Linked DNA regions of Homo sapiens: regions 2, 3, 4 and 5 are each linked to region 1. The links are chromatin loops, found by intact Hi-C in ENCODE. Cell type or tissue: sigmoid colon. All regions are shown on one strand.

Region 1 (5,000 bases):
TATCTTTTAAATTCTAACATTTCTAACAAATGAACTGATCACAGAGAGAAAAGAGTAGGCTAGTCAATGCTAGGGAAATAAAGAATAACCCCTAAAGAAGCCCTTCCTGCCCCAAATCAAAAACATCAGATATGGGTAAATAGAAGGGGCTTTCCTAGGTTCTGGCAAATACATTCTCATGGGAATGTGACCTCATAGAATACATACACATTCACTATGACTCTTACATTTCCACTAACCTCTGGCAGGGCAGTAATTCAGGGTCTCTTGCGCTATGGTAGAACCCTTTGAGCTAATTTATTTCTGCCTCTCTCTGACATTGTAATGGCTCCATTCATAACAACTCTCTGCTGTGCGGTGCCAATGGAAACAGCTCATGCAAGGTTTATCATCCTAAGAAAATAATGGACATCAACTGTGAAGATGGTATTCATGGAAATATGCAGCTCCATGGAATTCCAAGCCAAGTAGCCTGTGTTGTGAAGGGCGCTCTTCTTGCCCACAAGCCTGCTTCCCTCCAGTTTCATTGCCCTGCCAGGATCTGCACCCTGAATTTCCAGCCTCAGTTTTTAGTCTTTCCCCGCTTGTCTATATCAGATCTTCTTACTGATACTTAATATTTAAAGTAACAAATGCAAAGTACTTATACTCACTTTTTGAAATGCTTTTAATAAAGGGCTGAAAGTAGATCCCCCTTTTCCATGGCCTCCAGGGAGTGGCTACATCCTTAGCTGTATGTTGGAAGCCCACACTGGGCACAGATATTTTCACAGCCATAACCAGTTATAGCTTTCAGCAAAGGGCAGATTTCACCAAGCTTTTCATTTCCCTTCTTTATTTTTAGGTGTCTTTTATATTGTTGAAAGACACCACTTGGCAGCAAGGTCCCATGAGTCAAGGCCAACTTGCCACATAGTTGAATACAGGCAAAAGTTTTTTTCTCACCAGACAGGAAATGTAACAGGGGTATGGAAATTATTATAAAACCATGCAGAAATACTCACAGTTTTGGTTTGGCAAGCAGAGGTGGTGGCTCCTTAGTGGGTGAAAGCAGGACAGCTGGTGTTGGAAGAGATTTATTACTGTTAGCTTTGCCGTTAATCAGTCCATTTACTCCACGGCTGGGATGGACTCCGTTCGTTTCCCTCTCAGCAGCATTGAATTGCATTTGAAGGGCTGCCCTGCTCAGGCCTAACTCAGGGTTGTTCACCTGCTGGATCTCAGATGGTTTCTTTGAAGCCAACTCCAAGGAACTTGTCTCCAAGATTGGAGGGGGAGGTGGAAAGTGTTGGAAGTGGTCATTGTTGGATTCTCCCATTGACTCGTAACTACAGTTTTCAGTGTTGGCTAAGGAAGGGGAAAGAGAGGAAAAACATAAGAAGATGCCACTAGTTCAACAAGTGATTTCACACTGTCAGAGTCTTCTGAGAATCCCTGTGTTGTGTGAAGTTGTTAAAGAAGAGGTGATTGTGCTGCTCTCATCTGACGCAGAAGCACTGCCAGCTGGAGGGCCTGGTTCTTTCAAGCTTGTTTTGAACGAGTGCTACCGTTTCATTTCCTGACTGAGCTCACATTTGGGGAACCCAGCTACCGAATCATAAAAATTCCAAACAAGAGCTAAAGATAGAACTTGGCAAAAAAAGTGACAACACAAACAGTATCAACCAACAATGCTTTGTCCTCTCACGTTTTGGTCCATGGGTCCGACTGAACATCCTAGCTGTCACTACTCAAATTGGCTCAAGCTGTAAAGGTTTTATGTGGATATTCATCTAAAGCTAGGGAAGGTAAACCTTGGAGTCCAAGTAAAATTTCATAATCTCATAAAAATATTTTTTTCCATATTAGGTGATTGCTCCAACTATAACTCAGTACGAAAGAGATTTTTATTTGTTGCCCTCAATAGGCTGAAAGCATCTTGAGATCACGTCTTTTTTAGATTCTGCACCTTGCCCACACAGCCCAGCAGAGCTCCTGGCATGCACTCAAAAATGCTTATTGAGGTAAACAAAAAGCTCAGAAATAAAATATTTGTTGATTATGTTTGACCTATAGCAGATTTACTGCAGAAACAAATGGAAAATATTACACACAAATTTTTGCCACTCAGACTTATAGAGCCCAGGGTTTTGGCCATATTGTTTAAACACTGCACTCCTGCTATGGCCATTTGATGGGACAGTGTTGAAGCCAACTCGGAATCAAAACGCTGGGGTCCTCTTTGCTCTGTAACTCTGATCCTGACACTTAGGTTTCTTTCAGCACTTACAGTAGTCATTCACAGAAACCATTTCCCACTTAAGATGACCCTCCCATTTCTTTTCTTAATGAAGATGAAAAAGCATTTACAGTTGCCACTCTAAGGTCCCTAAATAAGTTTTGGTTGTGTCTCTGCTGCCACCTAGCACCAAGTTCTTGCTCTTCTGAAGGAATCCAAGTACAATTCAGTTGTTCTCTCCAAGTCCGTATCATTTAACAAATGACCCATTTATTGATTCCCTACTATGTACATTATGTTCCAGGCTTGGTCAAAAACATATTTTAAAAATATCTTTAAGATGAATGGCAGAGATGAGGCAATTAAAGTAAGCTAATGCTCATTAGTAACTAGAAAACAGACAAATAAAAAGAAAAGAAAAGAAAAGAAAAAGAAAAAAAGCTGTTTCATATTGCCTTCCCTAGTGGTAAGTTTTTGAGTTTAGAAAATATCCATATATTTTTGAAAATTGACTTCAATAATACAATACATTGCTTTCTTTTTCATATTAGTTATATACTATCATTGATACAGACTATCAGTGAAATTTGAGTTTGAAGGCCTTTACAGCTTCTCTGAGTTTTATCTTGTATTACATTTTATACAAGAAGGCTTATCTTGTATTACCTTTTCAGAAGTTTCAACAGTGGATCAGACAATGGCTTATTTGTACAAGTATCTCCAGATCTCATGTGTTGGCACTGCTGAGAAAGTGACTGCACCTCTGATGCAGAGGTGGCTTTCCAATGTGAATATGATTCTAGGTTAGCGGGAGGATGTTAGGAAACCAGCTCCATCGTTTCCAAGACCAAGACTGCACGATTTTAAAGAAAGCCCCCTGTGTGTTCAGTTGCTACACGATCATTATCTTTTTGTTTGTCATCTCCACTTCACTCCTTCTTCTCCCCTCCCCTAAAGCCTTTGTTTCACGATGAACTTAGATTGTTAGGGTGACTCCTGGAGTGGCCAGATTCCTGAAGGCTGAGCTGAGCTCTCTTCCTGGGACAGTCGCTTTGTCCCTTCCTTCCTTCCTTCCTTCCTTCCTTCCTTCCTTCCTTCCCTCCCTCCCTCCCTCCCTCCCTTCCTTCCTTCCTTCCTTCCTTCCTTCCTTCCTTCCTTCCTTCCTTCCTTCCTTCCTTCCTTCCTTCCTTCCTTCCTTCCTTGATGGAGTCTGACTCTGTCACCCAGGCTGGAGTGCAGTGGGATGATCTTGGCTCACGGCCACATCCACCTTCTGGGTTCAAGTGATTCTCCTGCCTCAGCCTCCAGAGTAGCTGGGATTACAGGCACGCACCACCACACTCAGCTAATTTTTGTATTTTTGGTAGAGACAGGGTTTCACCATGTTAACCAGGCTGGTCTCGAACTCTTCACCTCAAGTGATCTGCCTGCCTCGGCCTCCCAAAGTGCTGGGATTACAGGTGTGAGCCACTGCACCTGGCCAGGACGGTGCCTTTCTGCTGTGGCCATCCACACTGGTGCTGGGGAACAGAACCCAGTCATTTTTTTTACTCCTCACATACCTGAGGTGACAACCAGCTGGGCAGTGCTGGTTGCTGATCCATAATCATTTCTTGCTGAACATGTAAAGATCCCTGCATCTTCAGGGAAAGTCTCAGCGATAACTAGGGTGCAAATCTCCTCTGGAAGTGAAGAGAACAGAATCATTCATCAGAGTTGAACCATGAAGTCACTTTTAAGAAGTGAGACCCTCCACCTTTCCACAACAAACAAATTAGGTTATGATTATTACAGATTCACTTTACAAAAGTGTTTACAATAGAATCTCTTTACATTTAATTTAGCAATTCTGCCTAGCAGAAAAAGCTTTGGAGGTAGACCCATTCTTTGTGATGTTGGACAAGAGCAGTCTCGGTGTCCTCATCTATAAAATGGGGATAATACATACCCAATGGGTTATCTGTGAAGATAAAACGAGATGTCTGCAAGTGTGCAGCTCTGTATTTTGCATGTAGGAGTTAAGCTGATTGCATGTCAGAGTTCTTTCTGTACATACAGCTACCTCTTATATCTGCTCAGCTGCAAACCAAGCAGTGGGGAAAATAAAGCTCTTCTGAAATGTTAACCACGGGGGAAAAAAGAACATGACCTGTATATGTTTGACCTGTAGACAACTATTCTGGAAGGTACTGTTAAGTGGCATGGCAGTGTTGTAGGGCATGAAAAGCCCAGACTCGAAACAGCTGCCAGGGCTTGAATGAGGGTCCTGCCACATCTTGCCTTTGTGACTTTGGTCAGTCTCCCTGAACTTCAGTGTTCTTCTCCGTAAAATGGAGACAATAATAGAAGCTACCTCACAGAGTTTGTATTAGTCATGCATGACACACAAAATTAACCACCACACGGTTATTGTGAGGGGGATGATGATGATGATGATGACGATAACAAGAGCTGACAGCTATATAACCCTTACTATACACTAGGTATTGTTACCAGCACTTAACATAGATTAAATCTAATCATCATGTCAATCTTATGAGTTATGTAAGTTTATTATTAGCCCATTTTATAGGTAGAAAATGGAAGCACAATAAGGTTAATTCACTTGCCCAAGGTCACACAGCTAATAAATACTAACATAGGGATTCAAAGCAAGCTGGGGTCCAGACTCCAAACCCTAACCACCACCTACTTTTGTGATATGACATACTGTGCTTAGGACATTGCCTGGCACAGAGCAAATGCTTCATAGCCAGTGTTAGCTGTTAACATTAAAAGGAAG
Region 2 (5,000 bases), 210 kb before region 1:
TGATTTAATATAAAAACATTTGCAAAGACAAGGCATTTACTTGGATTTCTTTGTCATCTCTTCTTCTTTCATCCTTACATATTGCACTTGGTTCACTGTATCTGTCTGAATACACTGTGCTTCAGAATCATTGTAGTACTGTTTGTGGTACAACTCCCTCATTAAACATTTCACACTATCAGGCTACACAGCACCTATATCTTGTGTTTAAAGGCACTTGTAGATAATACAAATTGTAGTTACCTGTGAACAATTGATTTCCTTTAGTATTTTGGCATTTTGATCACTTTAATCACAGCAATTCCAAAGTTTTAAATTGGACAGTAAATGTGTATTTTCTGTGCAATGTGTATATTTGTATTAGCATTATCTACTTAAACTAAGTTTGGTATATCAAGTAAGAAAAATATTATTTTGGTGTTTTTTTTTTAATTTCTTATAGTCAAAGGTATGTTTCTGCCTTTTACATAATGTGACAAAGGAATATGTTGGTCAAGGCAATGGCTGTTTCAGTGTTTCAGCTTTAACAAGAATGCTGGATTACAGGTCCTCACTTTCTACCAAGGCAGTATTCAGTGTCAGGTGAGATGGGTTGGCCTCAGGTTGGAACGCTGCTTTGATGTCTAGTCCCTGGTCCGAAAGTGCTGCATAGCGACTGGCTGAGGGCCGTACTTTTTTTGGCTTGGTGCTCTGTGACTGCTGATGCCACTGGGCTACAAAGAAAAAGAGTAAATTAAGATTTTTAATCAAGATATACTTGGAAAGCCTTTAGATATTTCAAATAAATACAGAATGTCTAGATAGATGCAAGGCACCTGAACACATCCATGGTAGAAACATGGAAAATTTAGGAACACTTTTGCATTTTACTCACATGTTGCAGATTTACTGTCTATACAGGATAGTGGGAATAAAGCAGCTAGATTACAAAGGTCAAGTGTAGTTTATCTTTTTTTTTTTTAAGTAAACACTGCAGCACAGGGAATCCTTTGGAATAGCTGATAAGCTTCCTAATTCTCATCCCCCCTCTCCTTTTAAAAAATATTTTCTCTAAAATAATTATAGCACTTAGGAATTCTGCTGGATGTGGATGCTTTAACACTAATCAACTGAAAGGAATCGTACAGTAGGGAAGGTTGAGGCCACACATTTCTTGATGACCCTCACATAGTTATTTCAAGAAGAGGCAAAATCTGAAATAAATTCTTAAATAAATTCTTAATTTTTTTCTAGTGTTTTTTTTATGTCAATGGATAACATAATGCTGATTGTACTAGACTGTAAATTCAATAGGAATAATTTTCTTTAAATTTGGGATGCATGTACACAAATATACAAACACAAGTCTACTGCTGGCTGCTTAAGATATATTAATGAGAAAAGCACTAAGCCACAAAAGTACGCATTCCAGGATCAATGGAACACACGTTTAGAGTGCATTAGGACACTGCGATAGAATATAGGAAGAAATGTTAAAAGGCAGTCATTTGCAGAACACAGTAACAAGAACATGTGAAAAACATGGTTATGCCTTTGCCTACTGTTAACTCCTAAGGATGCTTGAGTAAGGAAGCCACAACTAACTAGCCAATGTAAGAGAAATCAACATGCATATTTTGCTAATAATTCAAAGTTCCTGAATGATACTTGGGTATTTGTTCTCCTGGTGTGGTTCACTATTAATGTCGAGAAACTACAAATAGAAAGAGAGAGAGAGCAATATGAATTTTTTTGACAAATAAAACACAATAGTTGTTTATAAAGAGTAATGTGATTTGCTGTCCAGATGTCTAATTTTTCATAATTTAATGAGTAAACGCAATGAAATGAGATGAAGTGGCACTCACTGTAAACGTCCAGCCTGGCAGTACAGGACACAATCCCTGCTTCATTCTTGGCTGACACAGTATACCACCCAGCATCTTCTTTTGTGGCTCCCTGAATGAGCAGGCAGATGTAGCCGTGGTTGTCCTGGTGCATGCTGGAGAAAAGGATAAAGTCATTAGGGTTCTAAATTTTTTAAAAGTGGCTTTGGACATGAAGCATCATTTTTAATTAGATCATTAGAAACAGAATTGTGCAAGTAGCTGATAATAGGGTCATACTTATTCTGTAGAGATTACTAGCTCCATTAAAGTTAATGGGAGAAAGAACAGACGTCAAGAGTTGAATACATCTGTGTGCTTAATTCCTAGTTGAGGATCTGCCTTTACAAAAACCACTGAATAGTCTTTTATCACTAAAGCAAATGAATTCATCTTTTCTTTTAGATAGAATGATAAACACTTTTAAGAAATCACCATTAGATCAAACACCCATAGCTTCCTTCTAAAAGCTTAATCCTACATTGGGTAACGCATGGTTTTTGTCTTTGATTGATTTCATCAAAAATCAAAACATCTATGTGGCTTTTACACATAGATTTCCATGCTATATAAAATGTATCTTTTGATACATCATTAGGACTGAACAGTTAAGGATCAGGTTCTCATTGTGCAGTCTTACCTCACTCGGTCAGTGCTGTGAGTGAGTGATTCATTTTCTTTCTTCCAAAATATCTGAGGTGGTGGCACTCCCAATACACGACATTCCAGCCGCACTGGGTACCCATCAGCAACTCCTGTGTTTTGGAGCTTCTCAATAAACACAGGGGGTTTGTGTGCTTCTTTAGCTAAGAAAACATGAGATGAATTCTCTATCAATGATATACAAAAGGAGCACTAGAAAGAATTCAGAAGGCTTTTGGAATATTGCTTGAATAGATCTTTTATGATACCATTTTTTACTCCAGGTGGTAAGATGCTAGTCCCCTCTCCAAATTATTCTTTTACCAAGCAAAGGTCTGTATACTTCATTCCGCTCATTTATTTCCTCAATTAATTCAAGTCTGATAGGCTCACACTGTCCACTGGCCATCTGCTTCACAGAATGCCTGTCTGACCAGCTGTGGGAGACTCCTAAGTCATTGCTAGCATCTGTGATGGCTTCACTACTAGTGATTATGTTACCGATCATTCACAGCCTCAACCAACTACTGCCACCTAGTGGTGCTGAGGACAAGTATTTCTAGGAATTTGACCACTTAGATTCCCTCACTGCCGTTTGCCATGTTTGCCATGAATATTCTGAATATTTGTAACTCTTAAGTGAGACATGCCATAGAATTTAAAGGGGGCAATTTAAAGGGGAGGCATCTTTATCTAAATTTGGCAGCTTTAAATAGTTACCTGTAAACTAGGAATGTATATCCTATAAATTACAAATTCCACTTTGTATTCTTTGAAGGTTATAAAAAAGCTTTATTATAACCTTGAAGGAAGGAACCCATTAAAAAAAAAAGACAACTTTAGTACTATTCTGAAAAATTCAGGACTGATTGTTAATAACACTCTGAATAATACCATCCAATGGGAAATTGTTTTCTTGGATCAGTTGTAGTAGTGGTGGAAAGTACTTCAGAGAATGAATAAGGTTTACTTATTTTCTTTTGAACTACCAACAATGAATCTGAGAATGCATTCCTTTTCCACCACTACTCCCTCATCTGGAGTGACAGATATATCACAGCAAAGCAGCTAGGAAAGAGCTCAAAAAGGATGAAAATTCTACCTGAACTTTTCAAATGCTTAATACTCTCCAACACCACGAGTTAGTTAGAAGGTTGGATTTTTATTGAATTTTACATGGTTGCCCATCCTAGGCTATTCTGGGAGAAGTGGGAACAGAAGCTCACTTTGTATTCTTTCTGGGGCTCCAGTTTTGCAAAGAACATAAAATGTATAAAACAAGTCTTAATGTCATAGCAACTCATCAGTAAGAATAACATCTACCACTTTGCAGCATTGCTGTGCAGGGTACTAGTTATGCAGAGCTTCATACACATTTTTATGATTTAATCCTTAGGAAAGCACTGTGAGGCATTATATTCCCATTTTATATATGGAGAAACTAAGTCGCAGAGATAGCTATTTGCCAAATGTCACACTAGTAAAATCGACAAGAGCCGGGACTGGAGCAGATCTGACCCCAAAGACTTTGCTTCCAATTACTGTGCATCACCGTCTTCTGACAGGAGTGCCAGCTGATGCGCACTGAGGTATCTATGTGATCAAAAGGCATATTTAACAGCAGAAAAGTGAAGTTTTAGTTTGAGGTTAGAGGAATGAAATCAATTGTAGCATGTAAGAATATAGAGTACTTTGTACAAAACTTGAAAGCATGGCTAACCTGTAGCACCACAGTCCACATATTTACCACATTTTTATGTGAAAACATCTTGGTACCATTATCAGAATCATAATCCAAGAGTTTTGTCAAGACTTCTTGGGTTTTATTCTCATTGCTACTCTATTTCTTGAAAGAGCTCAGTGACGTAGTGTGTTTAGAAGAGCACTAGGAGTCTTGTGTTAAATCTAATCATCAGCTTACTAAGTGGGACCCTGGAAAATTCAGAGAAGATTTGCTCTGATTATCTCATAAGGCTCATGTGAGGGCCAACTGATACATAATGTACATGAAGCACTTTGCATAAAGAGGTAGAAGAAATAAATGTTTTGTTATGTTCTTTCTTAAAAGAGATCAGGTACTCAACACCTAACTCTTAAGGATGGTATAAAAACCTTTCCATAAATGTGTTTTCCTTTTAGGCTTCTCAAAGCATAAGACTTCATGTAACAGCACTTTTACAGAATTTACCTACACAATAATCAGTGAAAAAGCAAATCTGAGTGTAGTTTGACAATGACTATGAGGGTAGATGACAGTGTTGTTTTAAAAACCAGGTGTGTGTGTGTGTGTGTGTGTGTGTGTGTGTGTGTGTGTGTATATATATATATATATAAATATAAAACTTTATATATAAGCAAATTCTTTGGTTCTTGGAGTCCATGCTGCTGTTACTATTTCTCTATGTAACACTAGGGGCCACTATACACACAGGAGGTCGAATGACCCAAAAGAGCTAATAAAATCTTTTTCTCTCTTTGCCAGGTTAGTGGGAG
Region 3 (5,000 bases), 170 kb before region 1:
ACATTAATTGCTTATATCTTCCTTTACTGAGCTTTCTTATCTGTTTTTCCACAAAGAAAAATAAGAGAAAATTAGAATTTGGACTAATTTATGTTTGTACATACATACATAGGTGGTGATGGGAACTGTAGGTTCTTTACCCAAATAGTTAGGTCCTGGAAGAGGACAATTTATAGCAATGGTGACACATGCATTATTTGGTGCCTTGTAGATAGCAGGTACAAATGCTTGCCTCCCTAGTTGGAATGAGCATCACAATCTACTACACAGTTTATATTGCATTCATCCTTGAAGGCTATGAAAATTAGATCCTGAACCTAGAGTTTGCTGTTAGGCCACCTCTGCCTCCTACTAAAATGAATGTGTCCAGCCTATCAAAGATTCTCTTCAACAAGCATGAGCTCCATGACATATTACATTGCAAATCTGACTTTTTGCAAATGTACGTGGCTGGAGACATGCCAATCTTAGCAGTCAGTGCTTGAAATTGAAACTTGAGGGGGAATAAGAAAACATTCCAGTGGGCAATTATTTACAACGATTAATATTTGAACATTTTTAACTTACAAAAATGGCAGTTTCATAGAGGCTATATGGTTTAAAAATACAGAGTACTTCATGACTTTGTGTGTCATCCTTGCACAGAGGCCATGCTAATCTTCTCTGTATCATTGCAATTTTAGTATTCACACTGCCAAAGCAAGCACTCAACATTATTTAAGTGAGATGGCAAAGACCCCCCCACATCCTAAAGGATGGTCCTTGATCACAAAGGCTAATAACCAAGTTGGGGAATAAGTTAAGGAGCAAACCATGTGGTACCAATTCTAGATGCAATGGGAATAAAAAAGAAACAGAAAACAGTGCTGGCTAGAATGACTGCAGAAGACTCCATGAAAGAGGCAAGTTATAAGCCCTTGAAAGATGACAAGGATGTAGACAAGTAGAGTGGAGAAGAAGAAGAAATTCAGAGTCAGCGTGAATAAAGAAACAGACGTGATAACCTGTTTTTTTGTTTGTTTGTTTTGTTTTAACCACTTAAAAGCTGTGTGGTTTGGGCTAGTGACCTAATGACCATATGTCTCAGTTTCCTCCTTTGTAAAATGTGGGTATTAACAGCTCGTATCTGATGCGATCACTGGGTAAACTACATGAACTAATGTGTACTAAACACTTAGAACAGCGCCTGGTGTAGTAAGAGTGGATCTGAAGTGGCAAACAGAAAATATTCAGCATGGAAGTAAGTCACAGAGACAAGATTGGCTGAGATAAACAGAATGGAAGAGGGGAAGGAGTTTAAAAAGATGCCAAGAATTCTTGACCAGAATTTACAAGAATGTGCAAATAACCCTTACTGATTGCCTTCTCAGTGTTCAACTCTGTTCTAGGTGCTAGAAATACAATGTTGAACTAGGTCACAATAGTTAGAAAAATTGTATTTTTATGGTGGATATGGCAGAAAGAGATAAGAGAAAAGAATGGAAGGCAAGACATATCAGGAGGTGGTAAACGCAATGAAAGGACAGAAGTATGAGCAGATGACTGTATCAGACAGTGTGGTCCATCAGACTTCTGAGGAGGTGACTCTACAGTGGTGGCCTAAACCATAGGAAGTGGCTGGCTATGTGAGACCTACAGGGAGAGCTTGGCAGTGCAGAGGTCCTGTGACCAGAACCAGCCTGGCAGGGCCAACGGATGGGCACTGTGAACCCTGAGGAAAGAGGTATGGAATACAGTTTTCTCACACTTATTCTAATATGGAACCTCTTCTCTTTTTCAGAGCATCTCACTGGACTAACGTAATTCAGAAACACTTTACGAAATTAAAAGTTGAGGACAGGGTTTAGGGGTAGCATGCAAGGTGAGAGTTAGAAATAAAAGTGGAGTATTTTGAAAGGGGAGGCATGAGGAAAGAAAAGCAGTTATAAGTTTTGAGGCAAAAATTTGGCAACTGAGTTTGTTTTCCTATAAAACTAATGCTATGTTAGAGTTTAATGTAAGATGGTTGTAGTTCTGCTCCCTGAAGTGGCACCTTCTTTTGATAAATGAAGAGTAGCAACTCATTAGGAAATAAAAAGAGTGGTGACAAAGACATGATCTCCTTTTTTTTTTTGATGGTTTGCACAATTAAAAAAAAATAAAATAGTATTCAAAGTTAGTAGTTACCAAAACCAGAACTCTTCACAAAAATCCATACTCAGAGGCAAACCTTAACCAATAAACAATTTGTAACAGGCCTCCTGCACTAAATACTTCATTGTATACACACTCAGCCCAACTGTACAAAAAACATTACTGATCTGTTTACTCTGGCTTTAACAGTAAGTCATTTGTCATTTAAAAACAATATTCATGTGGTTGGGATAAAAACATCTCAAACATATACACAAGCATCTGGAAGGTAAAATTTTCCAGATTCAATCACCACCAAATCCCAAGAGGTCTCTTTTTTTGGCTACTGAATAATCTTGAAAGCATCCTTCCCTTGATATGCTATTGCAGGTCAATTCTGTGAGCAGATTTCAGAAACTCAAATTTCCAGAGCACAATATTGATTAAAGAGATAAGGTACCAGAATCAACCAGAGAATTTAACTATTACAAGTCCTCTTATTCTACTCTTCTCACATTCAGTGAAATCTGATGGTAACTAAATTCCACAAAATTTCAGAGTGAGCAAACTCATTAACATGTTGGCATTTAAATATCACTTATATTCAAGAATGTAATGTATTAATATATAAAAGAGCCCAAGATATACAAACTGAGCTTTTGTATATCAATTCTGTTTTCCTTTTACTGAATTTTACGGTAAAGCAAAGGCTGTTAAAGTACAAAAAATGGGTAACTTAAGCTCATATTTAAAGGAAAATAGATAACTTTATTGTAATATCAAATTCTCCTCATATTATATTTTGGGTTCTTTAAAAAAGAAAATGACAAAGGCACGTGGGTTACTTTTTTTTTTTTTTTTGAGACAGAGTTTTGCTCTGTCACCAGGCTGGAATGCAATGGCGCAATCTCAGCTCACTGCAACCTCACCCACTGTGTTCAAGCGATTCCCCTGCCTCAGCCCTCCCAAGTAGCTGGGACTACAGGTGCACACCACCATGCCCGGCTAATTTTTTGTATTTTAGTAGAGATGGTGTTTCACCATGTTGGCCAGGATGATCTCGATCTCCTGACCTCGTGATCCACTGGCTTCGGGTTACTTCTGTTCATTCATTCTGTACAACTTGGTACACAGCCGTACAGGTCTGATTTTGAGCTGCCCCAGGGGCAGAGACATTTCAACAGAATAACCCAGTCGCAGCAGATCCTGGAGGCCTTGCCTACTAATTTGTTGGTAAATACTTGTCCAGGATTGGATACAACTTGATAAGATACTGGACCCTAATGAGCCCAGTAATAACACCTCCAACCCCTTCAGGTCAGAGAATGAAAAGCCCCCCACTATCTGTTTCCTGAAAAATAGGAGAAAGATAGGTAGATGAGATGTCTGCAAAGTACATTGCGGCTTGTATCTGTTGGATTCTTTTTCACTGGTTACTATCTAACCACAGTCTTGACTTGAAAACTGGTGAAAATGCCCTGTGTCATGAATCTTAAAGTACAGTTAAATTTGTTACAAAGTTTTCCTTGACTCGGGGATTCTGATTTGCTGCTTCTACAACAGCTTTCTTTAATCAAGAAATGTTAGACATTAGAGTTATTTGAGATGAACCTAAGTCACGCTATGCTCTCCTTGCTCAGGCATTTCTTCCAGAACCCTGGGAAATCCCGTCACCTCTTGAGTAACGATGATAGTGTCCCCACCTACCCGTTTCCTATGAGGGAGAAAGAGAGCGACAATGAGATAATGTCCATAAGGAGCTGTGGGCCTATATAATAAAAGCTGTCATTAATACATCTGTATAAAAGCTCTTATTGACACATGCTCTTCTTTGTGACAAACATGGGGCAACATTTCAAACCAAAGCCCTGCTTATATAAAAGAGGTAGTTAAGAGCATACAACATTGTGGCACTGTGGCTATGTGGCACTCCCTTATGAGCACAGATTCCAAGAATGTGAAGATGGCAAAAGAAACAGTGCCAGTCTGGTTCCAGGGATGGGTCTGATCTGATTCACCCTTCAGACTTAGTATGGCCACTCAGAGACCAGCAGAGCAGAACTGCCACACTATGCCTGTCGGCACTGCCAAATCTTCTGGGTTTCTTCTGTGTCTTAGGGCTGATTTACTATGTGGAGAAACATGGTTACAGCAATGGAGGCTGTAACACCAACTTACCAGCAATAGTGAGGGGAATAGAATACATTAATTTTATAAAAGTGCAAACAGATTTCTCTCTAAGGCATGCTCTCCTTACTGCCTCCATCTAAAAGAGTTTGTCAACTTAATATTTGTATCTGTTGACAGCTTTGTGCAGGGCAATATTTTGCCAGTGACCCCAGTAAATTTGGGGAAGATGTAGCATAAAGGAAGAAAGGCATTTGAGGAACTGTATGTATAGAAGTTCCCCAGACCGCAGTCAACCTCTCTCCGGCTCACAGAACAGCATGCAGTTGGTTGACTGCGGTCTGGGGAACTTCTATACATACAGTTCCTCAAATGCCTTTCTTCCCCAGATTTACTGTCTTTTGCCTCGGCTTTGTGGTTTATCACTGACATCCATGACCTTTGTTCCCTGCTTTGACCTCTGCTACCCAAACATATGAAAAACAGAACCTTATCTCCACAGACTGTTTAGAAACTTAGTACTTACTAACCTTCCTGTCTACAGATGAAAATAAGAACAGTGTGAAACAAACAGAATAAAACAGCAAGTATACAAGTATGATTAAGCAAACTAAGAGAGACTGGACACAGTGGCTCAGGCCTGTAATCCCAGCACTTTGAGAGGCCAAGGCAGGCGGATCACCTGAGGTCAGAAGTTTGAAACCAGCCTGGCCATCATGGTGAAACCCCATCTCTACTAAAAATACAAAAACTAGACGGAC
Region 4 (5,000 bases), 210 kb before region 1:
CACTGCCTGACCTGTTTGGAGGTCATCAGAAGTGGTGTGGAGGAAGAGGGAGTGGACATCTTTGGTCAGGCTCCTTGTTGTTCCCACATCTAGAAACAAAGCGGCACTGCTTGTTCCTACTTTACCAGGTTAGATCCTAGATAAGCCATCTACTGACTGAAGCCACAGTATGTTTAGTAGGAGAGATGCCCAAAGCACGCGTACTCTCAAACCACGTGATTCACAGTGAACCTACCCAGTGGATAGTTACTCATGCTAGGGCAAAGAGAATGCCCCTTGTACCTTTTTTCTAACCCCAGTTCTCCTGGCTAAGTAAAGACAGCATGATCTCAGGAGCTGAAGGTCACCACCAGCAGGTCACAATGTAACTAGATCTGTACTCTCAGCACACATGAAAATAGTGATGCTTGTTGCTATGGGAGTGGAATTAGTTATTTTCCTGAAAATTTAGTACCAGTTAAGGATAATCAGTGTCTAGGAATGTTCCTCAGGGGCTAAAAGGGGAGGGGGCTTTTTGGAGGAAAAGCAAGCTGCTGCTTTAGTGTTTGGCTTATCGTCAGGATTTTTTCCCCTTTCAAAGCTTAAATACACTAACTTTTTTTTTTTCCTGATCTATCTGTACATGTGGCAAGGTTTTTCACTTTTTTTTTTTTTTTAAGACAGTCTTGCTCCTTGCCCAGGCTGGAGTGCAGTGGGCACAATCTCAGCTTACTGCAACCTCCGCCTCCCGGGTTCAAGCAATTCTCTTGCCTCAGCCTCCTGAGTAGCTGGGATTACAGGCGCCTGCCACCATGCCTGGCTGATTTTTTTGTATTTTAGTAGAGACGGGGTTTCACCATGTTGGCCAGGCTGGTCTCGGATTCCTGACCTCAGGTGATCCACCTGCCTCGGCCTCCCAAAGTTTTAGGATTACAGGCGTGACCCACGTGCCTGGCCGATTTTTCACATTTTCTTTATCCAGGTCAGATCATCATAGTGAAATCAATAGGCAGTTTACTTTTTGTTTCCAATATTCTTTTAATGGCAGGCGTTTTAAGGACAGTTATGTGCCAGTCCAGTGAAAGACAGTACTGTTATTTCTTTCTTAAATATGATTAAAAATAGAGATAACCAGTATGGTAAGTGTGTATATACCCATCATTTAGTCACTCTCTTATTTTTTATATTTAAAAATAAATTCCAGATTTTATATACCATTACCCCCATATAGCTCAGTATGCATTTCTAAAAACAAGACTTTTCCATAATCACAATTCCATTTTACACGTAAAATTAATAATTCTTTGGTATAATCTAATTATCTATTTAAAATAAAATTTCCCTGGTTAACTCAAAACGTTATTTTACAAGTGGTCTGTATGAATTTTTTTAAGTGTTTTTTAATTGATAAAAATTGTATGTAATTCTGCACATTATTTTGAAATATGTATGTGTTGTGGAATACCTAAACTGAGCTGATTAACATATGTATGACTTCATTTTTTTTTGTAGTAAGAACACTTAAAACCTACTCTTAGCAATTTTCAAGTATATAGTACATCGTTATTAACTATAGTCACCATGTTGTACAACAGATCTCTTGAACTTATTCTTCCTGTCTGAAATTTTATATGCTTTGACTAACATTTCCCCAACTTTCCCTCTCCCCGTCTAGCCCGTGGTAATCACCATTCTATTCTCTACTATGAGTTCAACTTTTTTATATTGCACATATAAGTAAGATCCTGTAGTATTTATCTTTCTGTGCCTGGCCTATTTCACTTAACATTATGTCCTCCAGGTTCATCCATGTTGTCACAATGACAGGATTATAATTTTCCACTGTGTGTGTATGTATGTATATATATATATATCTCATATTTTCTTTATTCATTCATCTGTTGACACTTAGGCTGATCCCGTATCCTGGCTATTATGAATAGTGCTGCAATGAACATGGGAATGCAGATATTGCTACTGATTTCATTTTCTTTTCTTTTTTTTTTTTTGTGGGGGAGACGGGGAGTCTTGTTCTGTTGCCCAGGTTGGAATGCAGTGATGCAACCTCTGCCTCCCAGGTTCAAGTGATTCCCCTGCCTCAGCCCCCTGAGTAGCTGGGACTACAGATGCATGCCACCACACCTGGCTAATTTTAGCATTTTTAGTAGAGATGGGGTTTCACCATGTTGGTCAGGCTGGTCTCAAACTCCTGACCTCGTGATCCGCCCGCCTCAGCCTCCCAAAGTGCTGGGATTACAGGCGTGTGCCACTGTGCCCAGCCTCTGATTTCATTTTCCTCGGATATATAAGCACTAGTAGAATTAACTGGATCATATGGTAGCTGTACTGTATAATTCTTAATTATAGACCAAAAATGAATACACACTCATATATATATAAAATATATACAGACTGAAACACAATTTGTGTATTTATACTGTAAAAAATAAATAATGATCCTAAGAAATAAAATATTTTTGTTATATTTATTCTTTTTATACATTTCTATAATCCCAGATTTACTTTCTGAAGAAACAATGCCCAAATCCTCTAAGCAGCCTATATTTGTGTTCTCATATTCCATACAGAACCAGCAGAGGGAGCCCAAATAACTTTTTAAAACCTTATCCATATTTAAGAGTTAAACTAAATTTAAGATCAGTAAACAGGGGGCAAAAAAGAAATCAAACAAAAAATTTTAGAGCAGTGTTTCTTAAATATTTTTTCCCTAAACTCCTTTGAGAAATGGATGAACGTTATCTTACACACATAATTTTGTAGGTAATTTCAGAGTTCAAACACCTAATGAAGCCTGCCTACCCAAGGACCTTGGGTTAAAAAGCCTTGCTGTAGGCCGGGTGTGGTGGCTCATGCCTGTAATCCCAGCACTTTGGAAGGCCGAGGAGGGCGGATCACGAGGTCAGGAGTTTGAGACCAGCCTGGCCAATATGGTGAAACCCCGTCTGTACTAAAGATACAAAAAATTAACTGGGCGTGGTGGTGCGTGCCTGTACTTCCAGCTACTCAGGAGGCAGAGGCAGGAGAATCACTTGAACCTGGGAGGTGGAAGCTGCAGTGAGCTGAGATCACACCACTGCACTCCAGCCTGGGCAACAGAGGGAGACTCCGTCTCAAAAAAAAAAAAAAAAACCCCAAAAAAACAAAAAGCCCTGCTGCAAAACAGATGAAAGAAAGATGTCCCTCTAACTTATCTTAGAATTAGAAAATGGGGGCGGGGCACTGTGGCTCACACCTGTAATCCCAGCACTTTGGGAGGCTGAGGTGGGCGGATCATGAAGTCAGGAGTTTGAGACCAGCCTGACCAACATGGTGAAACCCCATCTCTACTAAAAATACAAAAATTAGCTGGGCCTGGTGGCACATGCCTGTAATCGCAGCTACTCAGGAGGCTGAGGCAGGAGACCCAGGAGGCAGAGGTTGCAGCGAGCCGAGATTGCACCACTGCACTCCAGCCTGGTGACAGAGTGAGACTCTGTCTCAAAAAAAAAAAAAAAGAATTAGAAAATGGGAGGAATAAAAGTCAGAGTAGATATATGGATACAAAATTTGTATGAAAAAAGAATGAAGACATGGTAGATTTATCATATTTATTATTTCAACATTTAAAGGGATAAATAAAACCTCCTGATGACTTTCTAGAGTAATGTCATGTAGGGTTCTGAGTAAAGAACATATTTAATTTAGATTTAAAGAATCATAGTAAACAATATATAAATATCCGACGTATTTCACTTTTTCCCCCCCTTAAGCTAGAATCATTTCATTTTTTGAGACAGGGTCTTGCTCTGTCACCCAGGCTGGAATTCAGTGGCTCGATCATAGCTCACATAGCTTCAGCTCCTAGGCTCAAGCAGTCCTTCCAACTCAGCCTCCCAAGTAGATGGGACTATAGGCACACGCCACCACGCCTGGCTAACTTTTGTATTTTTGGTAGAGATGGGTTTCTCCATATTACCCAGGCTGGTCTTGAACTCCTGGGATCAAGCGATCTGCCCGGCTTTGGACTCTAAAGTGCTGGGATTATAGGTGTGAGCCACTGTGCCCAGCTCTCATTTTATACTTTATGTAATTTCCCCAAAAGGAACTATAGAGAAATGGCAAGTGAGGGAGAAGTGGGGCAATAGGATATGCAAGCAATAACAAAATCTTACTTTGCAGTCCATTCTGCAGAGTTTTCCTTCTTGAACAGTCAGATCTCCAGGAGCCTGCAAGAAGTGAGGTCTGAAGAATCGCTCCTGAATTGGTTCATTTTCGTCTCCACTGTCCCTTGATCTAGAACGAGGCCTTGAAACAAGAAAGATGACAGATAGATAGAAATATAGATAGTAGTTACTTCCAGACTTTTAGTCATCTGTTTTCTTAAAATACATGGGGTAATAATATGATTTCCTTATCTGATCCCTACAGCTAAGATTTACACATTAAAAAATCAGAAAAGCAAACTCTTGTTTAGTTTGGAAGTTTACTATAAATTTAATTGTCTGCCAATTGCAGGCTACTATAAATCATAAAAGGGGAAATGGAAAAAAATGGGGTATTACATATTAACATATTTTTCCTAAATATTTTTAAATATTTATGAAAAGTAGCATTATTGCTCATTTATTACCAAATCTTTTTCAACAGAAGTTACTAGAACTTTACACTGTGATTTTTAAATTTGTAGGAAATTAAAAGTTCTGATAAAAATTCAATATATTTTTAATTAAAATTCCTTTTCATATTAAGCAGGAAAACAAATTACATTTTTAGGCAAGTTTTCTTTTGCATTAGTTATCCATATGCCTAGAGGCATTATTTTTTGCTTTAAAAAATGAGATTGTACAAATCTCCCAGATTCTGTGCATCTCTGTCACTTTTAAAGGTTGCCAGAGAAACCTTTAAGAGGAATACAGTTGAAAGTAATCGCAGGGAAGACTTAAAAGATGTTGAATACAAATTCTGTCAGTAGTGACTAGAAGATAAGTTTAAAAACACTTAACTAGGAAAAGCAAGAGTGG
Region 5 (5,000 bases), 110 kb before region 1:
CTAGCTACACAAAACTTTGTGACTTATATTTGCTGGATAGGTAAACTCTGAAGCCTCAGTTCTTTCTGACTCTGGAATCCTGCCTCTTGCCTGTAAGCTTGTTCATCATCATCTTTTTTTGAAAGGCATTTATTATTGAAAAACACAAAATAAAGATGACAAAAAATCTACCTCTATGTATGTATAACACACTAGCACTATTTCACCATGTTCTTTTCTAGTCCTCAAAACATAGCTATACAGATAGTGTGTAATTTTACAAGGTAACTTTTCGTCATTATTGTATCATTTATCATAAACATTTTTTGCCTTCATAGGCTTAATCATTACCAGTTTTAATTGCTGCATAATATTGCATTGTTGAGATAAGAGAATATTCTGTGTATTTGACTTCTAAATTTTTTGTTTTGAAATTATAAAAAATATGCTATACTAAACATCTTCAGGCTTATACATTTCTTTTCCCATTTTGAGTTACTTCCTCAGGGCAAATACTGAGAAGTATGATTTTGAAGTCAAATACTCTTTTTACCACTATTTATTTATTTATTTGAGACAGGGTCTCACTCTGTTGTCCAGGCTGGAGTACATGGTATAATCATGGCTCACACAGTCTTGACCTCCTGGGCCCAAGCCATCCTCTCAAGCAGATAAGACTACAGGTGTGCACCGCCACGTCTGGCTTTTTCGAAATATTTTTTTGTAGAGATGGAGTCCCATTATATTGCCCAGCCTGGTCTCCAACTCCTGGGCTCAAGTGATCCTCCTGCCTCAGCCTCCCAAAGTGCTGGGATTACAGGCGTGAGCCAGCACACCCAGCCTTTTTTCCCTGCTCTTGACATCTATTGTTAAATTGCTTAAAAAAAAAAAAGTCAACTAGTGAAGCATTGGTAGGATGGAGCTTGGTCATTAAAATGACTATTCGTGGGCATAACACTGTGTCTCATTTTAATTTTTTCTTTGTTTGTGATAATAAACATTTTGTCATAAGCCTAACATTTTCTTGAAGCATGATCAAGGTAGCTTATTCAATAGAGTTTATATTTCAGTTTAAGTGGGGGGCAGGTTATTTTTGGAGCCAGAATACACTACATTGTAAGATCATCTACATGCCGTGGTCAATCTTTGTGTGTTCCCTATTTTGCACTCCAGTTTAGCTCTCTACCCAAACTCTTCTGGGCAGGTTCTGGTAGTTTCTGATTCAAGTGTGGGCTGTCCAATTTTGTATTTTGCATGAGAACAGAAGGATAGATTTGTTCAATTGCCAATCCTAGAGTTGCCAACAATTTAGTTATTGAGGGCTTTCAAAAGTCTTACCCAGGATGAATGTCTTCTATTTATTCCTAGTTGCAGACATAAGTAAATTGATTTCTTGGTTAATAGAAATAATTTCTCAATGTTGGTTTTGTAGGACAAAAAAAGGTTGTTTCAAATTATGTTTAGGAGTATCTGAAATTCTCCTTCCAAATCTTTGTTCTCTTCCACCCGTACTGCAAAAAAAGTATCAAAATAAGAGCAGCATTTATCCATAGGATCAGTGACATATTATTGGCCACTCTGGAGAGTTGGGGAGATGGTATTGAGAAGATTAAAACAAGTACTGACAGTTTCTTTGCGTAATTTGCCTCTTTTGACATCTTTTTCAGTAACTATCAACATATTTAAGTTAGACACTGTATCTAATGGACATTTAACTGGCTTGTTAAGAGGTAAGATTTTTCTCAAAGGATACAGTTATAATTCAGTGTTCAGGACATGTCTGAAAATGGGTTTCCAGATATTTCTGTTGGTTCTTGGAAACTTCCATCATCTTGGGCTAAAAGTTTCATGCATTACACATAAAGGGAATGTGATGGTGCGTCTAATGCACAACTTGCGTTTTTCTGTCTTTAACAAAAGCATGCTTATTATTGCCATTGCCACTGAAAGAGCTTCTAAACATCTCTTCAGACACATGTCTATAAAAAGCCAACAGAAAGGGATAGATACGATCTGTTTTTCTCACTCCAGCTGAAAGACCAGAGATACTTCTTTCCCTGTTTATTTTGTGGAACAAGTAAAACAAAAATCCTTTGCCCTTTCTTCTTTGCCTATTTTTACTCTCCGCAATTGCCTTGAGTCCCTGACACACTTCTATTCTGAAATACTTCAGCACTCACTTCCTTATTTGGTCGCTGGAACTGCTCTTTGTCTTGTTCAAACATTCTGCCAAGCTTGCAGCCTCCCTTCACCCCCGCCCCTTGCCCACGGCTCCCCCTTTTCTACACACACACACACACACACACACACACACACACACACACACACACACACACACACGGGGCTAGCTCCAACAGGTCACTCTGACTCAGCCTTCTCTGTAGCTCACTAGCCAATCCCCCATCAGTTATGCCCATTTAAGGAGTACCTTTTGGAAACCATAAAGGACCAGAGAGTTTTCAGCTGTTTAAAAAGACTGCTATGTTGCATCACTGGAAGTCACCGCAAAGCATGTATTTCACACAATTGCCCTCATCCTATGGCAGGGTATGTATTAAAAACAACCACCACCAAAAAAAACCCAAAAACAAAACTCCAGGCTGCTTAATTAGTGGTTACTTTATTCCTCAGTGTTTTGGCAGTTAGATTTGGCTGATAGAGGCAGAGTTCACTATCTGGTTAGTTGTCAATGTTCTCTAATCTATGATTCATGCCAAGCACTCCAATCTAATACTTAAAAAAAATATATATATATATATATATATATACACACATACACATATAACATAGGTCTAAGTAGATGTGCCAATAACACAAAGTAAAGCTCTGGGTTCCTAAGCGAAGAACACACATTTTCAATAAATGTTCCCTTTGCTCTCTTGTGTTGAAAACAAGCAGGCATTTGGAGTGCTGAAGGCTATTTTCTGGTTTCTCTGCTCAGATGTGAGTGAGGAAAGCACGGCTCTCTGCATTCCCTATTTAAGAAAGAGCTGTAATGGTCCCATCCAATAACACAGAGCAGTGTTTCCTTACATATAAACAACTGAGAAATTCCTTGGGCAAGCACATAGCCTTTTGGTTCCCGGAACAAAGCGGATGGTGGTATTCATTATGTCAAATAAACACATCATCCACACTCCAAAGGGAAACCTGAAACAATAAGCTGAACAAAGCAGTTTTCAAGGTTTTAATCCTCTTGCAATTAGCCCTTGTCTAACTCAACTGAAAAATTAAGAGTGAGCGATTTTCCCAGAAGAAAGTACCCTTAAGTGATTAAATATCCACAGTTTGTTCCCAATACTTGTTCTGAAAAAGAATTGGAGCTCGTTTTCAGAGGCAAGTAATCTAAACATACAGGATATCCTATCGCTTAGTATTATTTCTCATTTAGCCACCGAAAATGGTCTGTACCTTCCCTCGTCCACCGTGTTAATTCCTGCAGCCCTGTTACTGGGCAGGCATTGGGCTATCCGCTCCAACCAACCTTTATAGTTTCCACTTTGATCAGAATAAGCAGCAGATCAAATCCTATAGGAAGCACGTTCTCTCCCTGCCTTGTTACCATTCAGTCGATTTTGCATATTTGTGTTCACCATGGTGACCAATGTGGAAATAGTGTTTAGCTTATGAAATTCCCAAAGTGTATTTCCCTATTTTATGGAGGACAGTTTTAGACTGGCTTGGATGCATTCTTGTTGGAGGAAGACTCAAATCCTTCTTGGATATAGGCAAGGTGTAAGTGACAAATATACTTTCAACTATTTCCACCAGTTAGAATCTCAACGAGCCTGGATGTGCCTTACAAAGTGACTTGTGGGTTCAAACTTGTTTAGGTTTTAGAGCACATGGAAGTTGTGAATGTTTGCACACTATTACACTTCATTCTATTACAGGAGCACCAAGCAATTCTGCTAAAAGAAAATGATGCTAGTGTATGCCTGCAATATTGAAACAGTCACAAGCATATGTCCATGAGAAATGAAATCTGTCAAAGCCCTTCCAAGTTAATTTTAAAATGTTTACATTTGCTCATTCATCTTGTTCTTGAAAAGAAAAATGGCAGAGGTCACTAAAAGATTAAAATATTCGCCGGGCACAATGGCTCATGCCTATAATCCCAGCGCTTTGGGAGGCCGAGGCAGGTGGATCATTTGAGGTCAGGAGTTCAAGACCAGCCTGGCCAACATGGTGAAACCCCGTCTCTACTAAAAATACAAAAATTAGCAAGGCATGGTGGTACACAACTGTAATCCCAGCTACTTGGGAGGCTGAGGCAGGAGAATTGCTTGAACCCAGGAGGTGGAGGTTGCAGTGAGCCGAGGTCGCGTCACTGCACTACAGCCTGGGTGACAGAGCGAGACTGTGTCTCAAAACAAACAAACAAACAGAAAAGATTAAAATAGCCATTGTCTTTTAGGAGAAAAATTTTAAATTGAGAAAATTATAGACATTCGGGAAAGAGGGTCACTGTTCACTTTCAGCCCAGTGTCTTCAGAAGCATCACTGGAGAACTGTTGGAATCAAGAACCTAGTCCAAGACTTGGCTTAGAGACCTGCACTCTCCTGCCGTTTTTGCTGCAACGCAGTTATGTCGCTTTTGAGGAAGTAATTTCGTCCTATGAACCTTATTTTCCACATCTATAAAGTACAGACCTCATTTTAAATCAGAATTCCCAACATGGTTCGGTTTCATCCTAACAGAAATTATACAGTTGCTTAAGGCAGTCCATATAATCTATTAGTTAATGCATTTCCACCCTCATTGTCCCTGCACTGCTGGTAGATATATTTGATACATAAATTAAGGGATTCAGAATTTCAATTCTTAGTGCAAAAAAATCAGGAATTGGTAGATTGAAATGATTTCAAATAATTTCCCCAAATCTTAACTCCCAAACTTTCAGGACAGTTGGTTCTTATATTTTTGGTGTGTAGCCTTCACACTGATAATTTCCAAATTCAGCCAAAATTTTAGGCTTAGACTCAACCTTTCTCATTGTTTTCTTGGGATCAGTCTCAAA

The links. A loop is a pair of places that touch in the nucleus more often than their neighbours do. Peaks named below come from ENCODE experiments on the same cell type or tissue, not always from the same donor. Only the 100,000 strongest peaks of a DNase experiment are listed, where the experiment ranks them.
Region 2: a loop joins it to region 1, with 6 times the contacts of the local background. A loop is called at or near these places in 86 of 110 quality-filtered maps.
Region 3: a loop joins it to region 1, with 3 times the contacts of the local background. A loop is called at or near these places in 9 of 110 quality-filtered maps.
Region 4: a loop joins it to region 1, with 9 times the contacts of the local background. A loop is called at or near these places in 87 of 110 quality-filtered maps.
Region 5: it touches region 1 in a loop (5-fold over the local background); 19 of 110 quality-filtered maps call a loop at or near these places.

Annotation. Positions count from the first base shown.
Region 1 is chr4:168,707,928-168,712,927 of GRCh38, reverse strand. It overlaps PALLD (palladin, cytoskeletal associated protein), which reads right to left. Exons shown (of 22, transcript NM_001166108.2): 9 at 3,781-3,900; 10 at 1,005-1,347. Among named protein-coding and RNA genes, the nearest start is that of PALLD-AS1, 62 kb to the right of the region's middle. In sigmoid colon, a CTCF peak has its summit at 2,417; DNase peaks (open chromatin) are centred at 917, 1,155, 1,517, 2,387 and 1 weaker place; H3K27ac peaks cover 549 bases.
Region 2 is chr4:168,921,926-168,926,925 of GRCh38, reverse strand. It overlaps PALLD (palladin, cytoskeletal associated protein), which reads right to left. Exons shown (of 22, transcript NM_001166108.2): 19 at 2,506-2,671; 20 at 1,848-1,981; 21 at 1,648-1,693; 22 at 1-713. The coding sequence ends at 1,680. It also overlaps a transcript of CBR4 not described here. Among named protein-coding and RNA genes, the nearest start is that of CBR4, 86 kb to the left of the region's middle. In sigmoid colon, CTCF peaks have their summits at 2,835, 3,034 (motif pointing left), 4,733 and 4,932 (motif pointing right); a DNase peak (open chromatin) is centred at 3,018.
Region 3 is chr4:168,881,062-168,886,061 of GRCh38, reverse strand. The region is part of intron 10 of PALLD (palladin, cytoskeletal associated protein); the gene reads right to left. It also overlaps the pseudogene RNU6-853P. Among named protein-coding and RNA genes, the nearest start is that of CBR4, 130 kb to the left of the region's middle. RefSeq lists an enhancer at 4,626-4,875. In sigmoid colon, no CTCF peak of the experiment used is centred here; a DNase peak (open chromatin) is centred at 3,041.
Region 4 is chr4:168,915,179-168,920,178 of GRCh38, reverse strand. PALLD (palladin, cytoskeletal associated protein) reads right to left here. Exons shown (of 22, transcript NM_001166108.2): 17 at 4,152-4,284. It also overlaps a transcript of CBR4 not described here. Among named protein-coding and RNA genes, the nearest start is that of CBR4, 93 kb to the left of the region's middle. In sigmoid colon, a CTCF peak has its summit at 2,579 (motif pointing right); a DNase peak (open chromatin) is centred at 2,893.
Region 5 is chr4:168,814,137-168,819,136 of GRCh38, reverse strand. The region is part of intron 10 of PALLD (palladin, cytoskeletal associated protein); the gene reads right to left. Among named protein-coding and RNA genes, the nearest start is that of PALLD-AS1, 170 kb to the right of the region's middle. RefSeq lists enhancers at 1,997-2,632, 2,633-3,267. In sigmoid colon, no CTCF peak of the experiment used is centred here; DNase peaks (open chromatin) are centred at 2,256 and 2,965; H3K4me3 peaks cover 1,710 bases; H3K27ac peaks cover 1,461 bases.